Regions from separate parts of the Mus musculus genome. Here regions 2, 3, 4 and 5 are each linked to region 1. A link is a loop called in an ENCODE intact Hi-C map of the cell type or tissue named here. Cell type or tissue: left cerebral cortex. All regions are shown on one strand. Each heading gives the region's core, and the rest is flanking DNA. Links, peaks and the distances in the headings are about the cores only. Region 1 holds the start of Dkk2 (dickkopf WNT signaling pathway inhibitor 2). Region 2 overlaps Gm29865 (a long non-coding RNA gene). Region 3 overlaps Papss1 (3'-phosphoadenosine 5'-phosphosulfate synthase 1). Region 4 has its middle 80 kb from the start of Gm29865. Region 5 has its middle 120 kb from the start of Gm36917.

The links. Peaks named below come from ENCODE experiments on the same cell type or tissue, not always from the same donor. Only the 100,000 strongest peaks of a DNase experiment are listed, where the experiment ranks them.
Region 2: a loop joins it to region 1, with 7 times the contacts of the local background. A loop is called at or near these places in 14 of 42 quality-filtered maps.
Region 3: it touches region 1 in a loop (5-fold over the local background); 6 of 42 quality-filtered maps call a loop at or near these places.
Region 4: it touches region 1 in a loop (4-fold over the local background); 8 of 42 quality-filtered maps call a loop at or near these places.
Region 5: it touches region 1 in a loop (3-fold over the local background); 2 of 42 quality-filtered maps call a loop at or near these places.

What each region holds. Positions count from the first base shown.
Region 1 is chr3:132,081,459-132,087,648 of GRCm38, forward strand. It overlaps Dkk2 (dickkopf WNT signaling pathway inhibitor 2), which reads left to right and starts at 3,834. Exons shown (of 4, transcript NM_020265.4): 1 at 3,834-4,796. The coding sequence starts at 4,575. It overlaps Gm22421 (a small nuclear RNA gene), which reads right to left and starts at 934; the gene lies at 828-934. In left cerebral cortex, for the core only: a CTCF peak has its summit at 2,784; DNase peaks (open chromatin) are centred at 2,781, 3,488, 3,821, 4,421 and 2 more places; H3K4me3 peaks cover 1,965 bases.
Region 2 is chr3:131,973,028-131,979,217 of GRCm38, forward strand. Gm29865 (a long non-coding RNA gene) reads left to right here. Exons shown (of 3, transcript XR_376086.3): 2 at 1,202-1,295. Among named protein-coding and RNA genes, the nearest start is that of Gm29949, 31 kb to the right of the region's middle. In left cerebral cortex, for the core only: a CTCF peak has its summit at 3,109 (motif pointing right); a DNase peak (open chromatin) is centred at 3,137.
Region 3 is chr3:131,591,338-131,596,337 of GRCm38, forward strand. The region is part of intron 5 of Papss1 (3'-phosphoadenosine 5'-phosphosulfate synthase 1); the gene reads left to right. Among named protein-coding and RNA genes, the nearest start is that of Gm36917, 6.3 kb to the left of the region's middle. In left cerebral cortex, for the core only: CTCF peaks have their summits at 2,003 and 3,709 (motif pointing right); DNase peaks (open chromatin) are centred at 2,038, 2,269 and 3,200.
Region 4 is chr3:131,809,668-131,815,857 of GRCm38, forward strand. No RefSeq gene overlaps it. Among named protein-coding and RNA genes, the nearest start is that of Gm29865, 80 kb to the right of the region's middle. In left cerebral cortex, for the core only: a CTCF peak has its summit at 3,490 (motif pointing right); a DNase peak (open chromatin) is centred at 3,512.
Region 5 is chr3:131,699,987-131,706,176 of GRCm38, forward strand. No RefSeq gene overlaps it. Among named protein-coding and RNA genes, the nearest start is that of Gm36917, 120 kb to the left of the region's middle. In left cerebral cortex, for the core only: a CTCF peak has its summit at 3,344; a DNase peak (open chromatin) is centred at 3,352.

The sequences.
Region 1 (6,190 bases), core at 598-5,597:
TTGTAGCTAACCTAGAAGAGACTGAATTCAGAGATTTGAAAAATTCAGCAGTGGGGGGAAGAGAAAAGGGCTTGGGATAGCTACTCCTGGTGGGCTGGAGGTGGATGTCTGTGAGCCAAGAGTTTGACAGTGGGATGTAAGCTTCATCAAGGCCATGGTCTCTATCCACTCACTTCTGTTCACAGGGTCCCACACTTACTAACTGTGCAGCAATTTCAGGAGATACTAATCCAGGAGGCATGATGATGGAGTGACTTAGTAAGGAACTGTAAATGAGAATATAAAGGGTAAATCCTGTTTTAGGGTTAAGTATTATAAGGAAATCTAGTTTTGGAACAACTGCTGAGAAAGTGGTTTCTTTTTAATGGGGCCAACATGGCCCAGAGCTAGAGGAAGAGAGAGGGGAGGGAATGTCCAGCCAAAGAATGAAGTGTCCACACACTTCCTTCTGAACAGAAGAGATTTGACTTGACTTATGCACAATCTTCTATTTATGCATCTGTTCTCTAATTATGTTATTGCCAGATATCTAGAAACCAATCCTCCCAAGTAAAATACGAAGGTGCGTCTTCCTGTTTAAGTAAGCACACAAGGAGGAAACGTGTGGACTCATGATGGCAGCCCAAGGCATGTGATTATTCAGTTATTGATTTTGCATCTCCTTGTATGTTTACTATATGTGACTATCAAATAACTGTATAGATAATATTTGGGTTATCAATGAAAACAGTTTTCACTCCCTTTTTAGTCTAAGATGTGGTTGTTTATATTTAATTGTTTGATCCCATACATTTGATTTTGCTTAATGCACAAGGATATTTTTTTATATAAATATGGAACGCTTCACGAATTTGTGTGTCATCCTTGCGCAGGTACCATGCTAATCTTCTCTGTATCGTTCCAATTTTAGTATATGTACTGCCGAAGCGATCACAAGGATATTTTTAAAAGAAAAATTTATGTGAATATTTTTCTTTTGAGGCAGAGTCTCACTGTATATCCTTGGCAGGCCTGGAACTCACAACGATCACCTACCTCTGTTTCCTGAGTGCTTGTGCCACCATGCCTAGTGTGAACTTGAATGCCTAGTGTAAACTATATGTTTAATTTATTCATAGAGTTTGTACAGTTCTGTGTTGGCTTCAAAAAGGATTCCTTATTATGGCCCTCATGGATTTGTACAGGAAGTACATTGTGATTGAAATTAATTTTCTGATCATATTGCATTTTCTTTTGCTATAAAATACTTGTCAGGGGTGGGTCAGCTATTAAAGACCCTTTTGTGTAAGTCTGATGACCAAAGTCCAAATCACTGTAGACTGAGTCAACTCCATAACCCCTCTGACCTCTGCATGGGCCATACCAGACACACACCTCTCATACATGCACTAATAAGAAATCAAAGTTGCAAAAATGGTAAGATATTCTTTAAAATATCCCAATTAGCACATTTCTAACTTAATTTCCTGAATTTTTGTAATGTTTCTGATTGATAAATCAAGTCTAAACAAAAGCAAAAAGACACTATCTGTAAAGACAAAGAACTTATTCACAATATACAGAACACTTTCCTCCTCCTCCCCACCCCCCCTGTGTTCCATTAGAACCTTCTTATCCTTAAACCATACAAATTTGTTCTTGAGTTGACAAGGCACACACACCTTTTGTTGCCTAAAATTATATGTCCATGTATGTTATTTATCATTGTAAAGACATTTGCCACGAGATCTTCCCCTTTAGGCAATGTTGGATGTTTATTTCATTATCATTTGCTCTAGACACGATGTGATTTAGCAAATGTCTAGGGTTTATTTATCATGATGTATGGTGACTTTGTGTCTATTGCTACAGTAATGTCCTACTCTTCCTTCCACCCAGCCCTTGATAACTGCCATCCTCATTATCTTAGATTTGTAGAACTGGCACATGTCACAGGAGTCTGTTCTTCAAGAGTCACCCATGTTATTCTTATGCATTTAAAAAGTGAAACAAGAGTGATGGCAGTTGTTTGGAATTTCAGCACTGAAGCACTGAGGAGGAGGAGGAGGAGGAGGAGATAGAAGAGGCAAGGGGGGGGAAAGGGGTGGAGACAGGAGGATTACTAGCTTGGAGCCTAAGTTTGGGCAATGTAACTAGTATATGTCCTCAAGAATAAATCAAAAAGTAAATCAATCGATCAATCAATCAATCAATCAATAATCAATCAGCACATTTGTTTTACTTTAAGGCAATAGGCCAATCTGGAGAAAACGTGTTTTTATTTTCTAGTTGGTTGTGTATTTAAAAAAAAAAAAAAACCTCAAGGCATTGTGTGCATTGTGTATATGAAAATTTCTGGACAGGCTGACTCACAGGTCAGGAAAGTGAATAACCGACTCTGCCCAGGACCTCCCAGCTCTTGATGCACACCTTAAGTCTTGGCGTGCTTGGTGGAAAATATTAACGTCCTTACCCTTACCCCCTTCCCCTTAGCGTTAAATTAGAGTCCTGGACAGGTTGGTATATGCCAGAATTAGGTGTGAAAGAGGAGACCTAAACCTCAAAATTCTAGAGTGTGCTACTGGAGTCAGTTCATCACAGCGGACGACCTCTGTCTGACTCCATTTTGGCTCAAGGACACTGCTAGGGATTGCATGACTGAACTGCTAAAGACACAAGCAGCAACCTTTGCTCCTGGTCTCCTGGGTGACCAAACCTCTCCTAACCCAGAGCTTGCTGGCAAAGCTTGTCTCCTGCAGTGTTTGTGCTCCTGGCTGATTGCTGCTACTGGCGCCCCCAAGTGCTGCAAGCCAGTCAGCGCGTCAGAGTGGTTCGCTCGGTGGCCCTCTGCCTCTGTGGAACAGTGCAGAGAACTCCGAGCCTCAAAGACTGACTTGAAAGGCTAGCCAAGGCCTCCGGGCGGGGGAGGGGTGGGAGTGGGGGTGGGGGAACGAGCGGGGCAGCGCTCAAGAGGCAGGACCAGAAGTTTCTGGCCCACTTCACCACCCACCCGGTTCCCCATCAGGCTTTTTATTCTTGCCTGGGATTTCCTCTTTGCAGAGGACGCGTTGGCACCCTAAAAGTGCCTCATCAAGCCTTGAGGTAGCACAAGTCGGGTCATTATCCCCTTCCTCACTCCTTGTTTGGATTAAAGTGTAATGTGTATATCGGGTTGGGCGAGGGATGAGGAAAACAGAAAGATTCAAGCACTTCAACGGGGGAAGAATGGTCCCTTATTCCCCCTCCTCTTTCTTTGGTCTTTTCGCCCCTCTTCCTTTAGTCCTCTTGCCTCCCCCTTTGTTCATCTCCCCCCCCCTATTCGAAGCGGAACCCCATAAAGCACCTACAGCCAGACAGTCTCACACAGCACATTAACCGAGAGGCTCAGGCTAAAATCTAACTGGGCTGTACACAGTCCACCAAGTTAACTTGCAGATGTTCTCCAGAGCTTTTCCAGCGCTCCTAGCTGGAGGCTGAAGCTGGGTGGGAGAAGTAAGAAGCCATGGTTAGTGGCAGTCACCACAAATAGGGACAACTTTTCCTCTTCATTTCTGCCTGTTTCCAAACTCCCATTCACTCTCGGAGCTGTGATCGTCCAGGAAGAGCTTTCCCGTGTTCTTCTGGAGGTGAACCCCAAGTTTTTAGTTGTAGAGTGAAGGAGGGATGGGAGGGTAGGAAAGGTGAGAGGCAGGAGAGACAGCCTCAGAAAGAGCGCCTGCTGGGGGAAGGGGAGGCAAGCGGGAGCGTGGGGTGGGGGAGAGAAACGTTTTCACTCTTTGTCACTCTTGAATTGGGGGCGGAGGAAAACCCACTGAGGAAAGCTATAAAAAGCTAAGAGGGCGGGGGAGAGCAGCAAGAGAGCACTGGCCCTCCGCGCAGCGCATCACTGCTTCGCTGGCAGGGCTTAGTGGCCCCGTGTGAACCAAGGGACAACTCCTAACCGCACCAGTGGGAGTGCGCTTGCTGGGACCTCCGCTCGCCTCAGCTCTCCAGAGTCCGGTGGAGGGGTTGGGGGAGACTCTGATCACCAGTCACAAACCCCGCGGACCTGGAAAAGAGGGACTTGAGTGGTGCAAAGGTTGAGAGCTAAAGCACAGGAGAGGACAGAGGAGCAGAGGAGCCGGGGGAAACAAGAGAAAAGAAAGGAAGAAAAAGAAAAAGAAGCAGCAGCTGGGGAGAACCCTGTGCGCGGTTAAGGGAGGATTCCATCACCGCGGAAAATCGTGCAAAAGCGCAAAGGTGCTGAACACCAAACGAAGCCGGCAGGGCGATCTGCAGGGCTGGGTCTAACAGCACCTTGGGTCACGCCTCCTTGGCGAGAAGGCGTCTGGCCTTTGATTGCTTCCAGGGACTGCAGAACTTCCTGCCCGTCAGAGGAGCGGGTCTCGCTGGGGTCGCGTTTGCTCCAGGCTTGAGGCTTGAGACTAAGTTCTTAAGAGTCCCGAGTGTCTGATCCAGGAAGGGTTGGGGGAACTGTGTCTGTGAGGAGCCCACGCGCCCCACGTGAGGGGTTGAGTGTCGGCGGGCGTCCTCACTCCCCTGGCATTCCCATCTTTTCAGGGCTCCACCCAACTCCGGGAACCCCTTACCCGGAGATGGCCGCGCTGATGCGGGTCAAGGATTCATCCCGCTGCCTTCTCCTACTGGCCGCGGTGCTGATGGTGGAGAGCTCACAGCTAGGCAGCTCGCGGGCCAAACTCAACTCCATCAAGTCCTCTCTAGGAGGGGAGACTCCTGCTCAGTCAGCCAACCGATCTGCAGGCATGAACCAAGGACTGGCTTTCGGCGGCAGTAAGAAGGGCAAAAGCCTGGGGCAGGTAGGAAACCCCCCCAAACACACTCTTCAGCCAGGAGAGGTAGGGATCAGAGCTTTTGCATCTGCAGCTTGCCTTTGAGCCCTGCAAAAGTCAAAGCCTTGCCCAAGCCAGGTGTGGCGCTTCTGGCTATTTGGGAGGGGGTTGCTGAAGCTGGGTCTGCAGGGGTACCAGGACTTGGGTGTTTTGCTGGTCGCTGGGATGCTGGGTTACAGCGGGAGGTTTAGAGTTCTGTCTCATCTTTGTGTTGAGACATGAGTACTTTTAAAGATCTAGTGCGTTTCTTTGGCAAAGGGGCCAGAATGGTCCTTCCATCCAACAGGAGGCTGCAATGGATGTGAACAGGAGCTGACATAGCAAATGGGATGTGCTAGCCTTGATTCTAAGTGTTCACTTATTTAATCTTCACAACTCTGGAAGATAGGACCTGTTGACTTCAAATGAAAAGTTTGTGTATGCTCCAAACTCATAACTGGTATAAGTGACAGCGCGGGATGTCACAGTGCAGTGAAAATTTGGATCTCAGGCACCCAAAACATTTTACAATGGCGAGAAGGGGATTTGCTCTCTTTTGCACTTTCTCTGCCAAACTCTCAGCACTGGCAGGCAAGATCCGCAGTAGACTTGCATTTCTCACTCAAATAGAACTGCGAATAAATCAATTGGCAGGAAGAAAATAATGAGGTGACAATGACAGTTTCTTAAGTGCCTGCAAAGCAGCAGGGATACCAAAGCCGATTTTGAGAGAGGGTATTTCCCACGTGCGTCTTGATGTCGGTCACATAGGCAGATAGGTGGACGGTCCTTTACAAAGGGTTACACAGACACCCAGAGCGGACTGAAGCAAAGCGCGCGCGCGCACTGGGTACCAAGTGTGGTCCATGCGCGGTGGCCAGAAGAGGGGGCTCTGTGGGCACTGGGAACCACCGCAGCTCCACCTTCTGCTTCTTTTGTGGGAAGCCCAAATCGAATACCAGTTTGCCAAAACAGCACATACACCTCTCACACGTGTCAACTACAGACAGAGTTCCACGCTCCGCAGATGCAGTTTCTGGTTCGCTCAGAGTTGAGGCTGCCCCCGCTTTCAGCACGCTGTCGTCAGCTATAGCTAGCTGCCCACAGCCCAGGAGGCAGAGGGAAGGCTGGCAGAGAAGGCTGGACAGCCAGAAAAGACTCAGGCCTGAGCCTGGCCCCCTACTGCCCTCTCATGGCCTGAGTGCCTGGTGTGTGTGTGTGTGTGTGTGTGTGTGTGTGTGTGTGTGTGTGTGTGTGTGTGTGCGCGCGCGCGCGCGCATGTGTGCTCCTGCGCTGCTTTTGCAATTTGAAAATGCTTCCCAGTGTTTTGAAATATCAAAAATGTCAGCTATTTCTTTAAAGGACTGCAAAGGCTTCAATCC
Region 2 (6,190 bases), core at 741-5,740, 110 kb before region 1:
AGCGTTTACTTTGACTTACTATCTGGAGGGAGAATCCACAGTGGCTAAGCAGTCGTGGCAGCAGCAGGTTGTCAAGGCTGGGGGCTGGGTGATCACGCTTCTCACACAGCCAGCCTAGAGAGAGAACACGAGGGTATAACTTCTCGAAGCTCTCTGTGACATATTTCTTCCAGTGAGGCTTCATGCTTGAAAAGTCCCATAACCTCATGCAAACAGTGCTGCCAACTAGTGGCCAAGATTTCAAATACAGGATCCTATGGGGGACATTTCTCACTCGAAGCACTTATATTAACTGGAAGTCAATTTATAAATAAACCTGAGTTTTCAATTTTACTACTTTATATACTATTACAGGATGTTCAGTTGCCAAACTGAAAACTTGATATATATATATATATATATATATATATATATATATATATATATATATATATATATCTTTCTGTATTAAAAATGTTATTTTCTCCAGTGGCATAACAAATGCTTTATATATTTTTCTGTCCTTTCTGTAACTCTGTATTTATTCATGTCACACGAAAAGATTCATCTGATATTCAAACAATCTAACCAGAGAAAGATTTCAAGTATAATTTAGCGGAAACTCAGGTCAAATTAGACATGGCCATCCTAACCAGGCCAATGAAAGGAGATTCCCAGTGTCACAGAGTTCACGATAAAAGCTTTTTATTGAGATATGCTCCTTTTTTTGTTTTGGAGACAGAATATTATGAGATATTTAAGTCATTTTAAACAAAACATTTAGGATATAGAATATGAGTGTCATACCAAAGTTAGTGGATGTAGCAAGGATTTAGGAGGCACCAGGGAAACAATGTAACGTCGTCATTATTGCTCTACGGCTATGTTAGAATAAGAAGCAGTTGGAAAACTCATTCATCAAGCAGCTACCCAAGCGTCACTTCATTGAAGTACGTTCCAAAGACACTGAGCAGCGTGCTTCTCACTTGCTCCCAAACCACAGCAGGTTTGTACAAATCCAAAGCCCTCCAAGCGTCCAGTTAATAGTAATTGAATTAGATGATGCATATGACTAAGCCACTGAAGAGCTGTGTGTCTTTGAGTAATTCCCTTAGCCTCTCTGGGCCTCTCCATTGTGGCAGTATTCTGATTTATAGAATTATAAATCTTCTTGGAGTTGTAGAAATCCTGAAAGTCAAAACATGGTCTTTCTTTTCCTCAGGACCAAGAATCCCTTTGCGGTTACGAAGGCTATTTGCCAGCCTATACTGTTGCTGCATTTACGAATACGTTGCCTAGCCTGACCTTGTGAACAGGTAAGTCCTCAAGGAGTGAGCGCTGATATTTGATCCCTGGGATTTACTTTCCTCAGACCTTTCAGAGGATCATCAGACCTGGCTGGAGCATGTGCGGGAGCTTATCTGGCTTTTGGTTTTCTTCAAAGGCAGGTGTCAAGGTGAACAGATGTTTTGCTGTCATTAGGTGTGCCACATCCACAGGATGAAAAAGTGCTCCCCAAGCAGGGATCCAAATCACAGCATTCTCCTGGCTGACTTAGGATCTCAAGGAGCCAAGTCACATTTCTGCATCTGTTTTTTTGCTTCTCGTCAAAAGTGATTGCAACAGGGCTGGTGAGAGCGCTCCATCAGTGAAACAGGAGGATCCAGAGCTCATACAAAAAACCAGCTATGGTTGCCTATGGATGTCATCTAAGAGCTAGGGAGGCAGCATCAGGTGGGCTCCTGGGGCTCTCTGGACAGCTAGCCTAATCTACTTGGCAAGTTCTAGATTCTGTATCAAAACAAAGGTGGAAGGCTCTTGAGATTCCAAGGTTGTCCTCTGGCTTCCATATCATGTATACATTTGTACCTGCACACACATGCTTGCATGTACATACAGCCATACACAAAATAACTGCAATAGATGATTCATTACTAAGTTACCTAGTTTTGACCACCTCTTGGAGAAAGTTAAAGGCTCCATATTTGTATTCAGCCTAAGTATGTGTTTCCTCTTTTGTATTGTTTTGTTTTGTTTCTTTACATATTTATTTATATGTATGTGTGTGCTTGATTTCTCTAAGAGAGTTAGGAAACTAAAGAGTTTCCCCCTCCCTCTTTGTTTCCTTTGTACCTGGAAATGGAGGTAGAAACTATTCTCTCTTCCTCTTCTCTTTTCATCTCTAAAGTCTCATCACTTTTCTGAATAAAGGAGCTTTTGATTCTGCTTTTGACTGACTGATCACTGTCTTTCTTAGTTTGTCATGCAACATATGAAGACAATAAAAGGAGACCCATGCAGGATCTACACACATGCAAGATCTACACACATGAAAGATCTATACATATACAAGATCTTCACACATGCAAGATCTACACATATATAAGATCTTCACTCATGCAAGATCTGTACATATGCAAGATCACACATGCAAGATCTACACATATGAAAGATCTACACATATACAAGATCTTCACACATGCAAGATCTACACATATACAAGATCTGCACACATGCAAGATCTACACACATGAAAGATCTACACATATACAAGATCTTCACACATGCAAGATCTACACATATGCAAGATCTTCACATATACAAGGTCTGCACACATGCAAGATATACACACATGAAAGATCTACACATATGCAAGATCTTCACACGTGCAAGATCTATACAAATGAAAGATCTACACATATACAAGATCTTCACACATGCAAGATCTGTACATATGCAAGATCTGCAAAATGCAAGTTCTACACATATACAAGACCTGCACACATGCAAGATCTACACTTACACTCTTTAGTTTACATGAGATCCTGAGAGACCTCCTGAGGTCACGTCACACACACACACACACACACACACACACACACACACACACACTTCAGACCAGTATCCTTAGTTTTTCCATCAGGCTCCATGAACCTCCAGGCTTCCACCAGAGACTGGAAAAAAATGCTCATGCTAAAAAAAAAAATCATAAATGTCAAAATCTGGTTCCATTTGATAATTGGTGTTGCCAACATTGGTACTTTTTCTCTTCCTCAAATCTGCCCCGTCTGGCTGCCCTCTGGGGTCACTGAAGGAGGACAAAGCTGTGGTTAGTCGTGCTTGCCACTAGAGGGCAATGCTGACCATTAACAGAGTGATTCTAAGGCGCTGGCCTTTGGAATTTGAAGCTCATCTGTACCCTTGACTGAGAGAAAGCAGATGCAGAGCTCATGCTTTGTGTTCTGTACGTGATATAAAGACTGTAGTGCAGATATTGTGAACATGGCTGACAACTGTACTCCAGAATACAACTTAGCATTTGTTTCCCAGTTTTGGATGGTCATCAATTGTGGGGATGTTACATCCTTGCATGCTGTCTCAATATGTTTTAGGAGTCCTGACTGATGGCGCATCTTTACAAATGCTACAATAAGTGTTAGTATATAAGGACCATGGGTACATGCGGAGGAGGGGGTCTGTGTGGTTCCAGTGACTTCAATGAAGTTCTCATACTGTCACATACTCTAAGATCCGAAAATGAACCTTCTTTTCTTACTGTGAGTTACAATTATTTTGTAACCTTAATTTAAATAAACACAGCATCATACAACATTATCTGAGTAGTTTCCTATCTATAAGTACATGGATATATTGGTATCATATTCATTTTGGGTAGCCTTCATATTTTACCTTTTAGGAAACCAACTAACCCAAACAAACAGAGAATACAAAGCCAGCTGTAAAAAGGAAAAAAAAAAATCTACAAAGAAATTCCAGATACAGAATGTCGTGAGGTGAGGGACCAGGCTCTATAACTGGCAACTCTAACTTGCTAATGCCTAGAGATCAGTGGAATTCTCTTGCATTTAAATGCATTCAGTAGAAATATGTGAAAAATTGCTTTCACTAGTTCCCAGGACAAGATGTTGGAATTTGTAAAACACGGTCAGATTGCTTTAATACACACTGTAAAAATAAACTATTTGATAAAAGACACTTTTAAAAATAGTTCCCATGTCTTTGGGGAAAACGCTTTTATTGTGTGTTAAGGACTCCCTGAAAGACAGGAAGCAAAATGTGAGACTGACGGGGGTAAACATGGTGGTAGGGCGACCTCTGAGGAAGGCTGCCCTGAAAGACTGGTAATATTAAAAAAAAACTTTAAAGGAACAAATCTCTCCAACTGAACTTACTAACTGTGATGCGGAAAAAAAGCTGCCGGGTGCAGGAATAAATCAAAGGATGAGTTCTTGATTATTTGAATGTCAACTTGTAAAAGATGAACTCTCTGATGCACACAAGTAAGAAATGATTTCAGATTGCCTCCCCCCGCCCAGAGCACCAATGGCCTACCTCACAAAGAGCCCTGGAAACAAACCAGGAGACATCATCCATGATTGCATAAGAACTGGAGTCATCTCTATTCTCCCGACCACCACTTCTTAAACAAGAAAGACCTGGAGGGGTCCCAGACAACAATAAGTACAATGATCAAGGAGGCTCTATATGAACATCGATTAAAGGAATTGGATGCTTTAGGCTAAACACATAAAAGCAAAAAGGGACTATGATCAAAGTCTTATTGTCAAGTCTACTATGACGTAGAATACAGACCTGTTCATAAAATCATGTAAGGAGTGCGGAGATTGTTGTATTGTATGTTGTATAGCATTTTAGACTATTTCATCATAGACAGGCAGGACATTTAGTGAGTGAATTTTCTTTGATGGTTGTTTTAGGCTGAGCAAATGGGTATTTTCTGGGATTATTAACATTATGGATGGCTGGTAGAACTACAAAGGAAGGGTTTGTAAGGTTTCCTGAACATGAAAAAATTCGGTGTACAGGTTGAGTGGACCTTATCCAAATAGCCTGGGTGAAAATTGGTTTAGATTTGTGGGTGTTCCTTTTACTTAGGGGGATGTATTTGGAATGGGACATATTTAAAATATTCATGTTGGAAATGTAGTTCAAGTTTAAATGTGGTACTCAGTCATGTATAATTTATATCTTTTATTCACATATGTGTGCTTTCATTTATATTTTGCTTATACAGCATTCACAACTGTGTTTTAGGATATGTTAATGTGCCTGAGTTTTGGCTGTGACAGGTCATCTAGGTTGGATATGGATATTTTTCACTTGTGGTACCAGGTCAATCAAATTCTTTGCATTTCACATTTTCAGATTACAGATACTCTGCTTATATTATTTCTTGTAAATCTAAAATATACATGGATCATAGAATGCTTTGATATAAATTTCAAAGGAAACAAGAGAAGGCCCCAATGGAGAGGAAAAAACTTTCCACACTCTAAGGGAAAGAGGTTGCACTTCATTTTCTGCAGTATTTTCTTTATGCTACATGGCTTTTGTATGTTTGTATTGATTATAAACTTGTCTTCATTAGTATGAAATTTTAGCATTTTGTTGTATTTATGGCAATTACATGGGGGTCACTGGAGGTCACATGGTCACTTCTCTGTTTCTGCACACTTGCCTTCAAACCAAGTCAAAAATTATTCTGTGTGCTAATAAGGAAAACAGTGACATTTCTTAAGGGAAAAAACAAAACAAAACAAAACAAAACAAACCTCATTTAGGGCAGCTCTAGTGAAATAAAAGAGTGTGAGATTTTTGAGAAATGGAGTTATGCTAAAGTGCCCTGGAATCTATACTTACCTCAATTAACTACGAACAAACCACAGAAATGGCATATGCCACAGAGAGCCATAAAGCAATTTCTAACTTCATGGCTATGCTGCTGACTGTGATTAATGTAAATGTACTTAGAAGTGTCAGGCGATGCAGATAGTTTCTGTTAGGTATAGTGTCAAGTGTACAATCACCAGCATCAAGGGGGCTCATATTTTTAATTAAAAGGAGGCATTCCTACTTAGATGAGAGCTAGTGGCTCTAGCTTCCTCTCCTGAGTGTGACCGTCAGAGAAAACAGTAGTTTAACTAACAATTTCACAGAAAGCTGTCAGTATGATTGCTTCAATATGAGCTGAGAAAATTTATTTTCCCCTAAAGTACTTCATTTGAGGAAAATAAGAGGGGAAATAAATTCACCAGTCCCACTGTGTTGAGAAACCAAAGAGTATCTTTTCCTTGAGATAATTATGACTTAATTGAAGAAAATTTAATTATATGTATATATACAGAAAATTAATTATGCTTTATACAATAAGCATGACAGAAGTTAGTGA
Region 3 (5,000 bases), core at 1-5,000, 490 kb before region 1:
GATGAGAAATGTTCTATAATATGGGAAGTAAGGTCTTTGTGGGCCATTTCTGTTTATAGGTTTATTTGTGTGTTGTGTGTGTATGTGTGTGTGTGTTTGCTGCCCAGCACGAATGCCCAGAAACTGACCTTGCGTCCTCTAAGAGCAGCAAGCATTATTAACTACTGAGGGATGTACCTGTGAGTTTTACTATTTATTTATTTTTAAGATAAAGTCTTCCTGGCTGACCTCGAACTTGCTATGTAGACTAGGTTGGCCTTGAACTTGAAGAGACCTGCTTGCCTCTGTCTCCAGAGTGCTATGATGAAAGGTGTGGATTTTTAAGGGCTAAGTGGGGAGGCTTTCAAGGTCTTTTCGACACCGTTGTCTTAGGCTGCACGGATCATTAACGTGGATGGCAGATAGGCTTGCACAGGTGGGCAGGTAGGCTTGCACAGGTGGGCAGATAGGCTTGCACAGGTGGGCAGGTAGGCTTGCACAGGTGGGCAGGTAGGCTTGCACAGGTGGGCAGGTAGGCTTGCACAGGTGATTTTGTGCAGGGCTGCTGGCTGTGCGGCAGCAGTCGCCTGCGCAGGCAGCTCATGTTATCACATATGCAGGAGCTCCTTTTCTTTGTTGGAATCCTAATAAGATGCTCTTTATAATGACAACTTCATTTCTGAAATAAACTAAGGGTCAGTTCTTAGGGGCTTTGCTTGTTTTTCCTCACAGCTGCCAATGCTCTTACCTCTGGTTTCGTCGGAGTCTCCCAAGAGTTCCAGTCAGTTCTGATCCTTCCTGGATCACAGGTTAAGGCCCAGTCTCAGAACATTGCTTGTCGAGAGAGGAGTCATGAGTGCAGTTGTCGAAGTCACCCACTCTCTGCCAGCTGCTTATATAACCTGGGGTGCCTCTCTTCATGCTCTGTAATTGGTCAGAATGACTCGGGAGAGTATTGATTGTTGCTAATTGGTTTATTATCAATTCAGGAAGAGCTTTATGGACGGGATGTATAGGGTAGTGTGGGGCATAGTGAACCAAGTTTCCATGCCTTCTTTTGGCTCTCTGTTTTAGCACCCCTGCATATAGAGCGGCCCAGAAGCCTTTGAACTCTATCGTTTAGGGGGTACTCATGGAGGCTTCCTCTGGGCAGTGACTAGTGGAGTAGGCTAGAGGTGAGGCTGCAAGATACCAGCCTGCGAACAAGGTAATCGTTCTGCTGACAAAACCCAATCCTGAAGCTGTCCAGGAGACATCAACCATGAATTTCTCCATATGAAAGATGTTACCACTTAGGGGATTCAAAGCTCATAGTTCTGTGCTAGGACCTGGGGACAAAGACCAAATATATAATGGGTTTTGCACTATGCTGTGGCTTTGGGTAGAGAGAAGAAGCGAGCACCTCCTGGGACTTTTGAGAGAATGAAGGAGCTTAAAAGGCTGTGCCCATGGGAACAGTAGTGGCAGATTTTGTTTTTGTTTTTAAAATTACCACTGTTCTGGGGAGACTCTCCTTAAAATGGCTTCTACCTGTTTTATTTTATTTTCAGTTTTCTGAGACAGAGTTCTTCTGTGCAGCTCTGCTGTCCAGCTCTGGCTGTCCTGGAACTCATTCTGTAGACCAGGCTGGCCTCGAACTCTCAGAGATCCTCCAGCCTGTGCCTCCAGAGAGCGGGGATTAAAGGTTTGTGCCACCACCACCCATCTTTAACTGGTATTCTTAATTTACTGTCACCAGGGAAGATAAATATTTATTTTGCATTTTCAAGAAAAGTGGGGTATTACAGCCATGAGGTCTTTTTTATGTGAGTACTTTAGATTCTAATTTCTCTTCCCGTCTGGTTGCTCCATACAGTCACTCACATAAAAATATACATGTCTCATCCTTTATCCGAGGACTGTTGTTTTCTTAACTTGATTCAAATGCAAGCATTTATTCAAGACAATAGAAGACAAGTAAGCGGGTGGCTTTGTCTTTTCTTTCCACTACCCCTTGAGTGGTCACTAGATGGCCTGCTAGTATTGCATTTTAACTTGGCCTGTGAGAACACAAGGGAGCAGGCTTCTTGCCGCTGGTTTTAATCTAAAGTGATATTTTAAATGCTGTTTTTAAATCTACCAGGAACTCTGGATTTACTAGTGCTATAAATTATTTAAAGGTTTGTCTTCTTACAAAATGGTGGGTTAGTGCTCTAAATGGATTTTATACTGCACATAAAAACCAGACTCTGGAGCTCGGTTTTAAAGTGCTGCCAGGATGTCGTTTGCTCGTGCTTCGGATGCATGGAGTTGAGACGATAGAAACTTAATAGTTGCATGAAAATGTGCACGGACGGGCCCCAGCATTCAATCTGCTGGGCAGATCTGGCTCCAGACGAAAGTGCAGCAGATACATAGAGAAAAAGCCTTGAAGCGTGGAACCACTGTCTGTTAACATGCTCCGGCTTCTACAGGGAGAGTCAAATGAGAGGACTAGAATCGCTAGTTCTGGGTGATGATTGAGCGCCGTGCCCACCAGTTTCCAAGCAGAAAACAGTTGCCCGAACAAGGATGTGGGTGTAGCATCCGTCAGTCTGAGGTCGTGTTTAGTCAATTAAAAAAGAAATGGGGTGTCCATCTTTTAAATTGAATAAGTATTTACAATTCATAGCATGTAATTTTCTGTACTTGAAGGTATAAAACGCAACCATCATGATGGGCAAATGTGTGAACTGTTCACTGAGCTCTGCTTGGACACTTGGGCAGCCTGAGTCCCTATTTCTCTCACACTGGAACATGGGGCCCTCTTAGATGGGTGAGGTGTCTAGGTGAAGACTTTCTCTGGCTAGCCATCTGTTTGTTTGTTTGTTTGTTTGAAAGGAAATTTGCTGAAATACAATGGATTATGTGAACGATAAGAGAGACATGGTGTTTCTGATAGCTAGGTGAGTCTGTGGAAATCCTAAGGAATCCTAAATAAAACAGTCAATTCATGTGGCAGGGACTCCACGTTCTGTCCCTTAGGTAGCCAGTCTCACTTCGAGCGAGTATCAGTCCTTTTGGGTGTTTAGTGCTGGTTTTAGAGACAGAGGTTTGGATTAGAATGTGGTAGAAACTGGCTGTGTCTGCATTTAAAATAAAAAAAAAAAAATATGTGTATGGGTGTTTTGTCTGCAACTCTGTCTGTGCACCATGTGTGTGCCTCGTGCCTGCAGAGACCAGAAGGCGGCATCGGATCCCCTGAAACTGCAGCTACAGATGGCTGTGACCCGCCATGTGGATGCTGCGGATTGAATCCAGATCCTGTGGAAGAGCAGCCAGGGCTCTGAGCCGCCGAGCCGGCTCTCCAGCCCTGTGTCTGCACTTTTAAGGTTCACTTTGTACTTCTGTTAAGTAGTTGCCTCGGCTCTACACAGACTTTGTAGGGCTCGCCTCCACGGAGCAGGTGCTTGGTGCTCCCCTGGAGTGCTCCCCAGTGCTCAGGAGCAGGTGCTTGGTGCTCCCCTGGAGTGCTCCCCAGTGCTCAGGAGCAGGTGCTTGGTGCTCCCCTGGAGTGCTCCCCAGTGCTCAGGAGCAGGTGTTTGGTGCTCCCCTGGAGTGCTCCCCCTTGCTCATGGTGTTTGTATTCATTCCAGAAGCATTTGCTTCATCTTTTCAGAAGAAAACGGAAGCAAACTCTTTTTTGTTTTTAAAGATTTATTTATTATTATACATAAGGACACTGTCGCTGACTTCATACGCACCAGCAGAGGGCGTCAGATCTCATTACAGACGGTTGTGAGCCACCACGTGGTTGCTGGGATTTGAACTCAGGACCTTTAGAAGAGTAGTCAGTGCTCTTACCCACCGAGCCATCTCTCCAGCAGAAGCAAACTCTTGATCTTATATTTAGCATTGGTTCTCCTCCAGAAGAAATGTATATATACCACATTGTAAGGCTAAAATCCATTTAAAATATCGTTAGATATGAACCTGCAAAGGGAAGAATTTTGTTGAATGCATGTGATGAAAAATTACTTCGGTCGAAAAATAAAAATATTTTCCGGCGGCTTGATTTTGAAAACATAACTATCGCCTCCATGTTGACATTTGAAGGCACATATGACTAAACTCGCGTATGTATGTATGAAGCACAGTGCTTGCGACTGAATTCCTTTCTGAGATCGTTTGGAGTCACTGGTGTTATCTCTGCCTCTCCCTAGTCACCTTGGAGACACGCAGCTTTCTCCACAGATCATTTGTGTGTCTGTGGGCTGATGTGGTCTGGTCGAAGGAGCCTTTTAGTTGTAGCAACACTGGCTCCTTTGCAAGATCTTGCTGTGCTCAGGCAAGCAGAGTCAGGTGACCCTCCGTTGTGTTTCTGAAGAGACAGGGCTTGCCCCTATTTGAGGAAAGAGTACTACTCCAACAGCTTCAGCCATGGGCTTGGAACATCGCAGTGGGCCGGCCCTACTGCCGTGAGTCATTGGTTTTTGGGAGCTGCATCTTGGCAGAGGAAACCAGCTAGAAATTAGAATACTTATTAGATACGCATTGTATCAGATGGAGTTGGAAGGACGCTTACTAAGTGCCTCTCTTCTGACCTCTCTAGATTGTTGACAGCTATCCACCAATAAATGTGGGAGAAGGGAGAGTTTCAGTAACCCCCCGCCCCAGGTGCCCTCCCCAACCCTTCCACCGTGTAATACAGCAAAGAAATGGCAAAACAAGCAACTGGAGAGTGGCTCTTCCCAGGGTGGGGCTGAGACTGGCTTTGTGGACACCCCACGGCATTTCTTCCCACACCGTATACTCTGATCTTCCAAGTGCCAAGAGCTCCAAGGCCATGGCAGAGGAGGGAGGCTCTCTGTACGCGCACTGTAAGAGGGCTTGAAGAAGTAGGTTTACAGCTGTTCATATCTCATCAAGAGAACTTTTCCAGGCCAAACGGAAGTGCTGACAAGCTTTTTTGTGAAGAACATTATCAGTGCGCTGAAAGATTTTACATAAACTAGAAACCCTTAGACTTATTAATGCTTAACAGAATTTATTTTTGAAAATAA
Region 4 (6,190 bases), core at 548-5,547, 270 kb before region 1:
TTTTTTTATATTTTCTTTTCTTTCAAGCACCGAAAGCAGGGGAGTAGTCATCTGCCCCCTTCTCCTGTTCCTGAACGACGGGGCCTATGTCAGAGGCTTTCCAGGTGAGAGTCTATAGGGTCTTTGGGTTTCTTGGCCCACAAGCTACCCTTTCCCATTCTCTTCACTGCCCCTCCCCCACCATCATCTTTATCTCCCATCACATGGGGGAGGGAACGATTCCTTACTGTGAGGAGTCATAGAGTTTTGGCACAAAGTGTTTCAGACCTGACAAATTCACATTGTGTTGAACACCCAGAGTCCAGAGGGAACATTAATCAATCCCTTTTTTATTTGAATTGACTAATAGCTCAAAAGAATTTATCACTTTGTTCCATGTGGCTTTTAAGTGGACTGTGCCTCACTACATATACCTTCCTGTCTTCCATCCTTCTTCCCTCTCTTTTTCTTTACCCCTTTGGTCCCCTTCCCTCTTCTTCTTCCCCACTCCAAATGTGTCTGTTGTGCGCCTTTTATGTAGAAGGTACCATGCAAAACATTGACAGGAGTAGCAAAATTACTCTTTGTGTTTTTCTGGTTGTAGCAAGCTTAATATAAATGTGCAGTAGGTAATTACTACTAGTTTGGATATTTTGTGAATTCATTTCCATTATAGGCATTTGCACGAAATTATAAATAATCCATTATTTGCTCTCCTACAGTTCATCAGATCTTCATTCATACAGTGTTTATATTGGATAAGCTTTCTTGATGCCAATCTATATTTAAAGAAACACATGTATTTCATTCATAACTAAGTGGTCTGATTCTGTGTGAGCTATTGTGTCTAAAGGTGGTAAATTTGTCCTAGGATAATGTCACAAAGGGAAACATGTCCTTAACATCTCCTTGAAATGTAGCTCTTTACATTCTGTATTGTAGTGCTACCCTCCCACCCCCGCCCCCAAGTTCCCAATTCCAAGTTACAGGAATTAAACCTTGAAAAATGATAAGCTGGATAATGGCCCCCTTGTTAGGCCTGCTACTTTCTGAGGGAAAGCCCAGGAGGAGTGAATCTGGGGGAGATGGGAGGTGGGGGAAGAGCCTGGAGGAGTGGAGAAAGGGGAAACTGAGGCTGGAATATACTGTCTGGGAGAAGAATGAGGAGAAACATGATAAGCATGTGATAGGGAAAGACGGTGAGAGGCTCAGATTTTATTCTCCCATTTGTAGTCTGGCTATTTGTTTAATGAACCATTCACATGGCAGCATGTGAAGGATGCTGTCACAGGCTTTAGTGGAGCTAAAGGAGCAGACGTTTTAATCCTGACTAAGACCTATTCCTACAGACCTCAAAATCCTAGGAAGTTGTAAGATTTCTTTGAAAAAAAAAACACAGAGGCAAGGGGAGAAGGGAGAGAGGAAGGAAGAAGAAAGAGAGAGAGAGAGGGAGGGAGAGAGAGAGAGAGAGAGAGAGAGACAGAGAGACAGAGACAGAGCAAGACAGAGAGAGTCCCTGTACTACCAGGTTTGCTGTTTGTTTCTAAGCTTTGTAAATTGGAGTGCTGAACTCCACTAGTTTAGGTGCTTGGAAGACAATGTATTTGATTTACCTTTCCTTGTCTGAAACAATGTTTCCTATTTTGCTAAGATGAAGAAACGTTGATCTTAAGAGTGTTTCTAGGTTTCAATTTATTAAAAGTTATCTACTGGATTTAGAGCGGAGGCCTATTATATGGTTCTCAAACTTTTAATTAGGTCAAGACGAATTTATTTTCAGATCTAGTTTAACATCTTCAAGATTTCAAGCATTAAATCGAATCTCACTGGAAAATGTTTTCTTAAATTACCTTTTATCAAAGTTAAGATAGCATTTCTACCCTTATGTCAAAAAAAACACGTTTCCATGGCTATTCCCCAGAGTTGAGGAGGCTTACTAACGACTAACTTATTATGAAAATAATATTTATTTGTCATCTCCAGCAAGGGTTATATCTTTCACATATTCTAATATACTGTAGACCACACATGACATTTTAAGGCCTACAGTCTTTTTTCAAACAATATCCTAAACCCTATAAAATGCATTTTATAATCTTCAAATTTATTTTCCTCATGGATGTGGTGTATTTGTGTACATGTATACAAATATGTACATGGATGCCTGTGCATATGTGTGTAAGTGCCCGTGGAGGGCAGTGCTCAACATCAAATGCCTTTCTGAATTATACTTCATCTCATTTGTTGATATAGGTTCTCCAGCTGAACCTGGATTTTATGATTTGGATAGTCTGTCTGGCTAGCAAGCTCCAGGCATCCTCTTGTCCCTGCCTACATAGTGCTGAGATAATACGCACATGCTGGCATGTCATGCTCTACACGGGTGCTCGGGACTGAACTCGGTCTTAGTGCTTGCATAGCAAGTAATGCCTTTAATGGCTGAGCCATTTCCCCAGCCCCACTTTTGAATCTTATTCCATTGAGGTAGGTATATCAGAGAAAATGCAGTGCATGGAAATGCCAGTGGCTTTGAAAAAAAAATAGTCGAGGTGGTTATGAACATTTTAGAGATATTTGAACACACCCAAGAATTATGTGTATATATGCAGAGGTGTTAGCTTTCTGTGCTGTATAGCAAATAATGCCAAATCCTAAGGTCCAAGGAGAGCAAGCATTGAATATTTTATAGTTTCTATGCGTCAGGAATTAAACATGGTTGCAGCTTGTTTGACTAGAGCTGTTGGACTCCTCCGCAGTGAATATACTCGGTGCCGCAGACTCTGCTCTGAAGACTTGAATGGAGCATAGCATAGTGTCCTCCCAAGGCCTGACTGTTAGGCTGCCTGAACATTCTTATGTCATCATAGAATGACTAGACAGTTGTCTCAGAGCAGAGAGAGAGAGAGAGAGAGAGAGAGAGAGAGAGAGAGAGAGAATATACATGACAGAGTGCCCAAAACAAAAGCCTCAGTTTTTGCACTCCTATCTAGGAAGTGACACAACATGACCTTATGATACACCATCGATTGTAGAAATGAGCCCTGAGATACATTGGGGGGTGTATGGAGCCACCAGAGGTAGGGGCAATTGGAGTCGGTTTCCACAGTACTTGTGCATGCATGTCCAAAATGCATGGTACAATTTTCTACTACAGTCATGCCCTTGCAGTATTACATGTGTGTATATGTTTGTGGATATACATGTACTTTAGCTGGAGACCAGGGGCAAAACTTTAGGATTGTATCTTTTCTTCCATACGTGGACCTTGGGGATCAAACTCAGTTGTCAGACTTGGGGGTTGGTGTCCAGACCTGCTGAAACATGTTGGCCCATATTATCAATATCTGTTTTTGTTTCCCAGTTTTCTGTCTTTTAGATGACTCCTCTCTTTACAAACTGTAGTTTTTCAGTTGTTTTCTTCCATAGTCACACGTAAGATGTGACAAAATCTGAAGCCTTCACTCTGCTATTTCAGGGACCTCTAAATTTTTCCTCAATTTAACCAGCAGATGGAGCCTGGAAACCTGCTATGTTAACCACTCAGGTTCTCCGGAGCGCTTCGCTTACCTTGCAGTCTTAAGGACCTGGAAGAGGCCTCCACATTAACTTTTTGTCCGATGGACCTAAAAGCCACGGTTGGGGGCAGCACCAAAATTCACATCTTTGGCCTTATTACCTCACCTCTTGTCCACTTGCAGAAACTGAAATCACTGTGTGTTGCCTCCCAAGAACATTAATCTCAGTTCATTTCAGTTACTCACTTGGTTATTGTTGTGTGGGGTGGGACCATGACTACATCGGTCTCTGTTCTGTAGAAGTTTACAGTGTGACTGAGCAGACAGGCATGGAAGTGTGAACTTCAGAACAGCCTGTGCTAAAAGGCCAGGGTAAGCCAGGGCATGAGGCTGGGTGACCTAAAAAAACCCTGTCGAGTCTGCCTTGGTGTGGAGATTAAGCAACGGATAACAAGGTGACTGCAGAGGGGGCTGTCAGGGAAGATTTCCTTTTGAAAATATTGTTTTTTCATACAAGATATTCTGATTAAGGGGTCCCCCATTCCTAATTTCTCCCAGATCCTCCCCAACATTCTACCACCACCCAAATCCACACTCTTATTTTGCTCTCTCTCATTACAAAACAAACAGGCATCTAAAAAAATAAGATTTAAAACAAACAAACAAACAAACAAACAAACTATACCAGAATAAGACAAAAAATGCAAGCATAAAAAGGAAAGAGCCAAAGATAGACACAGAGAAGAACATTCATGCACACATACATGCTATTAATATACAAAACCCAGAAATCCTAACATATAAGTAAAAGCCCTCTAAAGTTCAAAAAAAGAACCTAAACAAAGCATTATGAGAAACAACAAAACAAAACAAGACCCCTCCAAATATACCATTGACTTTGTTATCTGTTTGTTATTTTCTGCTAGGATGGGAACCTGTTCTTAAGTATGGTTTGCATGTCCAGTGAGACTCTGTTAAAGAAAACTAATTTTTCGCGTTGTGCGTGGTTATCAAACAGGGTAGTTTCTGACTTGGGGATGTGGGCTTGTGCCCACCTTCCCCTCACAGTGCTGGGATCCCCCTCTGACTTGGTTCTGTGCAGGATCTGTGTATTCTGTCACAGACTCTTTGAGCTCATAGATACACCAGTCCTGTTGTATCTAGAAGACCTTGTTTCATTGGTGTCTTCCATCCCTACTGGCTCTTAGAGTCTTTCTGCCTCTTCTTCTGCAGAGTTTCCTGAGTGAGCCCTGGAAGGAGGGATTTCGTGAAGACATCCCATTTAAGACTGAGTTTTCCAAGGTCTCTCTCTGCAGTTGTGGCTCTCTTTATTTGTTCCCATCTGCTGCAGGAGGAAGCTTCTTGGATGCTGACTGAGCAAAGCACTGATACAGGAGCATAGCAGAAGGTTGTGAGGAGTCATTTTATTGCTATACTCCTCTATATAACAGTAGTTTGGGGGTTTCTCTTAGGTGTATAGCCTATCTAAGTCTCAAGTTCTTGGCCACAGGAGCAGTGTCAGGAATAAATTCAATCTGTGGAGTGAATTTTAATCCAATCAGATAAAGGTTGGTTAATCCTACAGTTTTGTGACACTACCACATCAGCACATCTTGCAGGTAGGTCACCACTGTAGATCAAAGGGCTTGTAGTTAGGTCAGTATTTCTGTTTCTCTTCTGAGAGTGTATAGAGTAACTTGCAGTAACATGAACATTAGTCAGTAAGATAGGCACCAGATCAACTTCACCATGTTTAATGTAGGTGTTGACTTCAGCAATAAGACCTTTCCATCAGTTTGTAGAGAGAAACCAAAAGCCTTGACAAAAACCTGGGTTTTTTTTTTTTGGGGGGGGGGGACTCCCATGGGATGCTTAGACCAATTTGATGAAATATAACCTATTCCTTCATAGAAGAAAGCAAGAGATGTCCAGGTGGGGCTTTATCTCCCTGCCCCCCCCCCTTTTTGAGACAGGGTTTCTCTGTATAGCCCTGGCTGTCCTGGAACTCACTCTGTAGATCAGGCTGGCCTCGAACTCAGAAATCTGCCTGTCTTCTGCCTCCCGAGTGCTGGGATTAAAGGCGTGCGCCATCACGCCCGGCATTGTCTCTCTCTTTTATTTTGTGATCCCATTTATATTTCTTTCACTTATGTATATATTTTAAAAGCATCTACTCTGGTAGTTTTCCCCACAACCCCTCAGATGTTCCTTCCCTCCTTTACCCTGTCTTCTGCCTCTTTTCTGAGCCTCCCATCCTTCCCACACCAGGAGATTCCCATAGTAAATGGATTGGGAATGAGATTGAATACATTTTCAGAAATCACCACATTTGCAGAGGAGTATGACAGAGGACATTTTTACCTGAATTGAGAGAGATAAAATTTCAAATAAACTTATGGGAAGACTCACCACGAAGCCAAAACTTGGGGAGATGTTTGCAGGTTTAATAGATACTGCAAAAGATATACTGTGATAAACAGTGACCACAAATGGAGCTGAAATCAGGAATTCCAGCAGAGGCAAATACATGTTCCATAGGTGGATCTTACATACTACACTGAGAAGAGTGGAGGAGGTATGGTGGGTATACATCATCAGAGAAAGGTCAGAGTCATTTGGTGAGCTTCTATTCAGAGCTCAATGAAGGCACAGAAGATGGTTTATGTGTCTATCACAGTATGTATACTATACATATA
Region 5 (6,190 bases), core at 638-5,637, 380 kb before region 1:
TTCTTCCTGCTGGCCATTCCCTCCTTCTTTTCTATAGGAGGGAAGCAGAGTACCTTATTCTAGACACGAGGGTCTATCAGAAGTAAAGATGATGCACAGGATTGATCTTTGCTCCTCATGATGCTGGGAGGGAATAGTACAGATTGGGCTTTGGAGAGAACAGACATTTATCTCTTATATTTCTAGAGGATGGGGAGCCCATAACCATTGTGCTAGCACCTGGTCCTCGTGCTGTGTCCTCTGAAGGGGGAGAACTCCTGTCCTCGCATGGTCAGAGGGCAAGAGAGGCCGGAAATCTTCTTTTCCCCTTTAGCTTGTATTCCAGCTTTCCTTTGAGATGGGACCACAGAGATCCCCTCGGATCTCCTTTTATTATGCCTTCATTTCTGTCCACAAAAGCAGGACCTGTATGGCCCAGTCATTTTTAAAACCTCACCTCTTAGTACTATTACAGTGGTAATCAAACTTCAAAGAGTTTCAGAGAGGACAACACTCATAAGAGTATTGGGTTTTGAGGGAAACAAAGAATCCATCTGGTTATCTTTGAAAGCCTTTCTGGCCTTCTTCTAACCACACATTCCTGATTTTAGAATTTTCAGGGCAAGAATTTCCCTTGGAATTACCTAATGCACTCCCTCCATTTGCACTATAAGGAAAAACTGTACCCTGGGCAGGTAAACTTGATCAAGATTTCGTATTCTATTAGTGGCATTGAACCCAAGGACTTACATATGCTAGGCAATTGCTTTATCACTGGGTTATCCCTAGACCTCTTTTGTTGTTGTTGTTGTTGTTATTATTATTATTATTATTATTATTATTATTATTATTATTATTTTGAGACAGGGTTTCTCTGTATAGCCCTGGATGTCCTGGAGCTCACTCTGTAGACCAGACTGGCCTCGAACTCAGAAATCCACCTGCCTCTGCCTCTTGAGTGCTGGGATTAAAGGCATGTGCCATCACGCCCGGCTCTACCCTAGACCTCTTTCACCTTTTATTTTGGGGCAGGGTCTTACTTTGTTATATGACGTGGCCTTGAATTTATAATCCCTTTGCCTCAACTTCTTGTAACTAACATCACAGGCTACACCAACAGGGCTGGCTACTTCTGTACCTTTGAAGCCCAAGTGAGTGAGGAAGTGAAAATGGACGTGCTCTCATTTGACTTCTCTAGGGGAGATCTGGCCCTGCGGATGGACCCCTTTGGTTAATCTTCTTAGGCCTGGAGAAGGAGCCTTGCTGTACTTCTTGTGCATTTCTCAGGTCAGCAACGTCCCTTTCCCCTTTAGCCTGTGCTTGGGATTTGTATGCTCTGCTTTTCATTTTGATGTGTAGCCAGATGGAGTCACTCAGTGCTCCCCTCCTTCTGTCCTAACCCTCCCCTCAGGCTACCTTTCTCTCCCAAAGTCTCAGACTGGTGTCTCTGGTTGCTCATAATAAAGCATCATGCCTGCCCCCCCCCTTTATTAATCTCTGTGGTCTTTGCTTCAATAATACCAGCACAAAACAGAAGAAATCATGTGCTTGTCATATGGGTGACATGTGGTCTTTCATTGTCCATCATTAAAAAAATAAAAAGTTGTTGGAGGTTTTCTTTGCATATGTGCGTAGTAAATAAAACAACTGGACACTTGTAAAATAGAAATGAAGTTTCAGCTACATGTCAATAACGTGGCAGCGATTTCTTTGTTGTGGAGATCCGGCCAGAGCGTGAGGAGGACTGTGTAATATGCGCTCGAGCTGCAGACTGGGCATGGAAATACTCATGGAATCTTAGCCAGGACACTGGAGTTTAAGGTCACAAGAAGGAAAGCAACTTGACAGGCACCAAGGAAATAGTAACTATTTACTGACAGCGTTCAAATAATAGCACGGCTCCTAGAAGCACTTCAAAGGGAGCTAGGCAGGAAATCCACGAGTAATGAATCTGAATCCTTCTGAGATTCTGGGAATTCAAAGGCGGAGCCTTCCGATAGCTGCATTGAGGTGGATCATGAGCAATTGCTTCACTTCTGGAAACTGCCCAGAGTCTTTTATGGAAACCAAAGACTTAAAACCATTTTCTTCTGTTTTTGATGCGTCTGTACTAAGAGTATCACGTGACTTCCCTTCTCTGGCAGGTAAACGGAAGTAACCTCTGAACTACTTCCTTTCTCTTTTGATGATTGTGGAGAATTGAACCCGTGCCTCATGTGTGCCCTAGTCCTTTGAGATACTTATTTTGTTTTTATTATCATTTTATTTTATGTTTTGTTTGCATGTATGTCTGTGCCTGGTACCTTCAGAAGAGAGCATTGGATCCCCTGGAATTGGAGTTAAGGATGGTTGTGAGCCACCTTGTGGGTGGTGGGAACCAAACCTAGGTCTTAAAGAGCAGCAAAGGGCTCTTAACCACCAAGCCATCTCTCCAGGCCCCTCCCCACGGGTATTTCTTAAACAAGGTACACATTTTTAATTAGATATTTTCTTTGTTTACATTTCAAATTTCCTAGTTTCCTCTCTGAAAGTCCTCTATACCCTACCCCCGCCCTGCTCCCCAATCCATCCACTCCTGCTTCCTGGCCCTGGCATGCCCCTGTACTGGGAAATATGATCTTCGCAAGACCAAGGGTCTCTCCTCCCATTGATGGCTGACTAGGCCATCTTCTGCTACATATGCAGCTAGAGACATAAGCTCTGGGGGTACTGGTTAGTTCATATTGTTGTTCCTCCTATAGGATTGCAGACTCCTTCAGCTCCTTGGGTACTTTCTCTAGCTCCTTCATTGGAGGCCCTGTGTTCCATCCAATAGATGACTGTGAGCATCCACTTCTATATTTGCCAGGAACTGACATAGCTTCACAGGAGATAGCTATATCAGGGTCCTGTCAGAAAAATCTTAATACTTAGAGGCATACCTGATATAATCTAGGTTTTAAAGGTGTCACAACAGGAGAATATCCAGGTGTGGAAGCAATCATTAGTTTCAGTGGCAATTTATTGAATTTTCAGTTATTATAACTAAGTATCGTGCTAAGAAGGTCATATTGAGCACATGACAAGTGGAAGTTATGTCTTTTCAGTTTGGGATTCTTAGGGACATTAGCTGATAATAGTCCACATGAATAACACAAACAATGAAGGCCTTTAGGATATAAAGGTCGTTTCTCAGGGATTCTTAGGTGAAAAGGCTTTTGTTCCATTCCAACATCACCATGGGTATCAAAGAACCATTCACTCATGGGCACTCACACATAACCCAGTGTTTGGGAATGAACTTCAAGCATTAAGTGACACAAAGCCTAGTTACAATCATTTTACAGCATAGACTTGCCTTCAGTAAATCCTTGCCTAGAAAACTTCCCACTGGGAGGCAGTGTGGGCTAGAGAATAAACCCAATTACCTCCTGGATTTGCCAAGGTCTTTTGTATGATTTTTGTATGCTCAATGCAATAGAATTGAAGACCCAGAAATAAACCCACACATTTATGGACACTTGATCTTTGACCTCAAAGTCTTGTGATTTCAAAAAAACAAAGAAGCAAAGAAACAAACAAACAAAGAAACAAACAAAAGCCCCCAGCTTCCTATACACAGTCTTGTCATAGAGGATCTCTTTTTATGTCTGTAAAACTTACCTATTTTAGTCAACCAACTTTTAATTTGAACTAGGCTTGAGTGAAAGGTGGAGGGATATTCTCCATCCACGAATTAATGTGTAACCGGTAAGGATTCAGTTAGGAGCATGCAGAACTTGTGCTATGATTGATTCTTTTCTCCTCTGTCCCTCACCGCCTCTCTGCCATTCCATTGCTCCTGCCCTGCAGACTTGACAGAGGTGGCTAAGGGGATTTTAGGGCATACTTCCTCATACACATTCGTAGAGGGCATGAAGTACTTGTGCACAAAGATAAGCACTGGAGAAGCCATGGAAGTTAAGCTAGTAGGCATTCATCAGAGAAATGAGATGTTTAATCTGTCCACCTGGAATGTTGGGAATGAATGTAGTTTACAGCCCGTTCATCCTTTGCTGCCCAATGAGGCAGGCTCTGCCCATATTGCTCAGAATATTATGTTTGTTTATCCCAGACCTTTCCCCCCTAGAACTTTGAGCATCACCTCTAGGTCATAAACCTCATCCATGTGAGAGATGTCATTTGTACTTTACATCAGACATGTTATCTTAGGGTCAGGTATTGCATTTACCTCACTCATTCTCGATAGATCCTTGTCTTGAGCATGTGTCTACATTATCAAGAACCTATCTATGGACCAAGTCATATGGACTTTGTAAAGAGCTTCAATGTAAACATGTAATGTAACTGTTTTCTGAAAAAAATTGCACCCCCTCCCCCCAAATTGTGCTTTGCTCACATATGGCAAAAATATACAAGCTGAGGTCAGACTCTAGAATCTCTGGCCCAGCACTGGTACCAAAATCGGGTTGAACCCCGTTTCATTCTTGTCTTTTTGCAGATGGTTTCCCTGCTGGCAATTCTTCTGAGCCTAGTGTTGCAGGTGCTAGGCTGGATGCTCAGGATAAATGTTTGAGTGATTGTCTGTGAGACAAAGAGACAGAAATGAATGCTGAAGAAAAGCATGCATGGTAGGTGTCTGTAGACCTCACCTGGCATGGAGAAGGAGTCCTTGGAAAGCTGAAGAGGAAGAGGCCACAAGAAAAGCATCCTCTATTTTAAGAGTTACATGTTGGGAAATGTGTATAGGCCAGTGCTGGTGATGGGCAAAGGGACTGGCCATAGATGTGGTTAGATCTTTTGGAAGGAAAATTGATAGTAGTTAGATTTTTAAGGGAAAAACATGATTACATTTGCATTTTTAAAAAATAATTCTTCCTGCTGAAGACCAACCAGATCACTATGAGAGAAAAAGGCGAATTTCTTACAGAGACCCAGGCAAAAACAGTGAGAACTGAAACATTGGCAGAAATGATATAGACAAAGGACCATATTAAAAGTCACTTCGAGGTAGCATCTACGGTGTGGCTGGTTGACTATGGTCTAGCATGAGCAAGGAGCCCAGGTTGCTTTTTGATTTTCGCCTGTTACTGCAGTTGGATGAAAGACAGGCTGTTCAAGGCAAGAAGTCAGTATCCATCAGATATAGTTCTGGGGGTGACATGGTGATGACTTAGATACAAGGTATCTACAGCTTTGTAGATGTTCCATGAGTGCTAGTTTGTTCTTCTTACATGATTCCCCCTCTCCCCCAAGAATATCTACAGATGCTCAGTAGTTGGAAATGGGTCTTTCAGTAATAATGGTTTAGATAGTTGTTTCAGCTATAGTAAATGGATAGGGCTGCCTAGAGAGATAAATGTAGAATAGGGTAAGTGGAGGCAGATTACTGAATTTTCCAAGCAAATGAATACTAAGAGAGGGCTAAAGAATTTTTAGAATACATTGGTTTTTTTTTTCTTCCTATTCTCATTCTCCTCTTTTTCTTCCTTCTCCTTCTTTGGAGTCATCTCCTTGCTATATATCTCTGACTAACTTGGGATTCATGATCCCCTGACTAGTGGGATCCCCGGCCCACACCTCCTCTCCAGTTATCGTATTGTTTTCAGCATCACATAGATGTTACACTTACTTCTAGCTTCATATTTCAGTGGATGTATAGACACTGGGCGTTCAGACTTGGGCTTGAGAAACATCCAAAAAGCTCTTTAGAAACCAATGAAAACAAACCATAGTGACCTAATTTTGAAATAAACTTCTAAATCAATGATTGTTATTAGCTTCTAAATATACCTAGTAATAAAGCTGAAATCAAATCAGCACCAAGGAAGCTGAGCATAGTTATCTTCTCAGCACAGGATGTGCCTCCTTGAACTGTCTAGAACATTGAAGCAGATTCTCTCCCATGTCTACACTTTGTAGCTGCCCTTTGGCTGCGGCCCTTCTCAACACAGGGAGCACTGCTCATGGGAACTTCATTTCTGTCCTGGCTGCTTGCTTTCAAACCAGGTTTACTTGATTAGATGTCCTCGTTGGGAATCTAGTAGTTAATCCTAAATTGATTAACTTGATTGACTGAGAAGCACTTCCGAGGTTAGTTAAACAGGCCTGTGGCTGTGCCTGGCAGGGCATTCCAACAAGATTAGCTCCTGGGGGAAGGCAAACTTGGAATGTAGGTGACTGGGGCTCAGATGAAATGACAAGCCAAAACGAGCAGCTCTAACACAGGTAT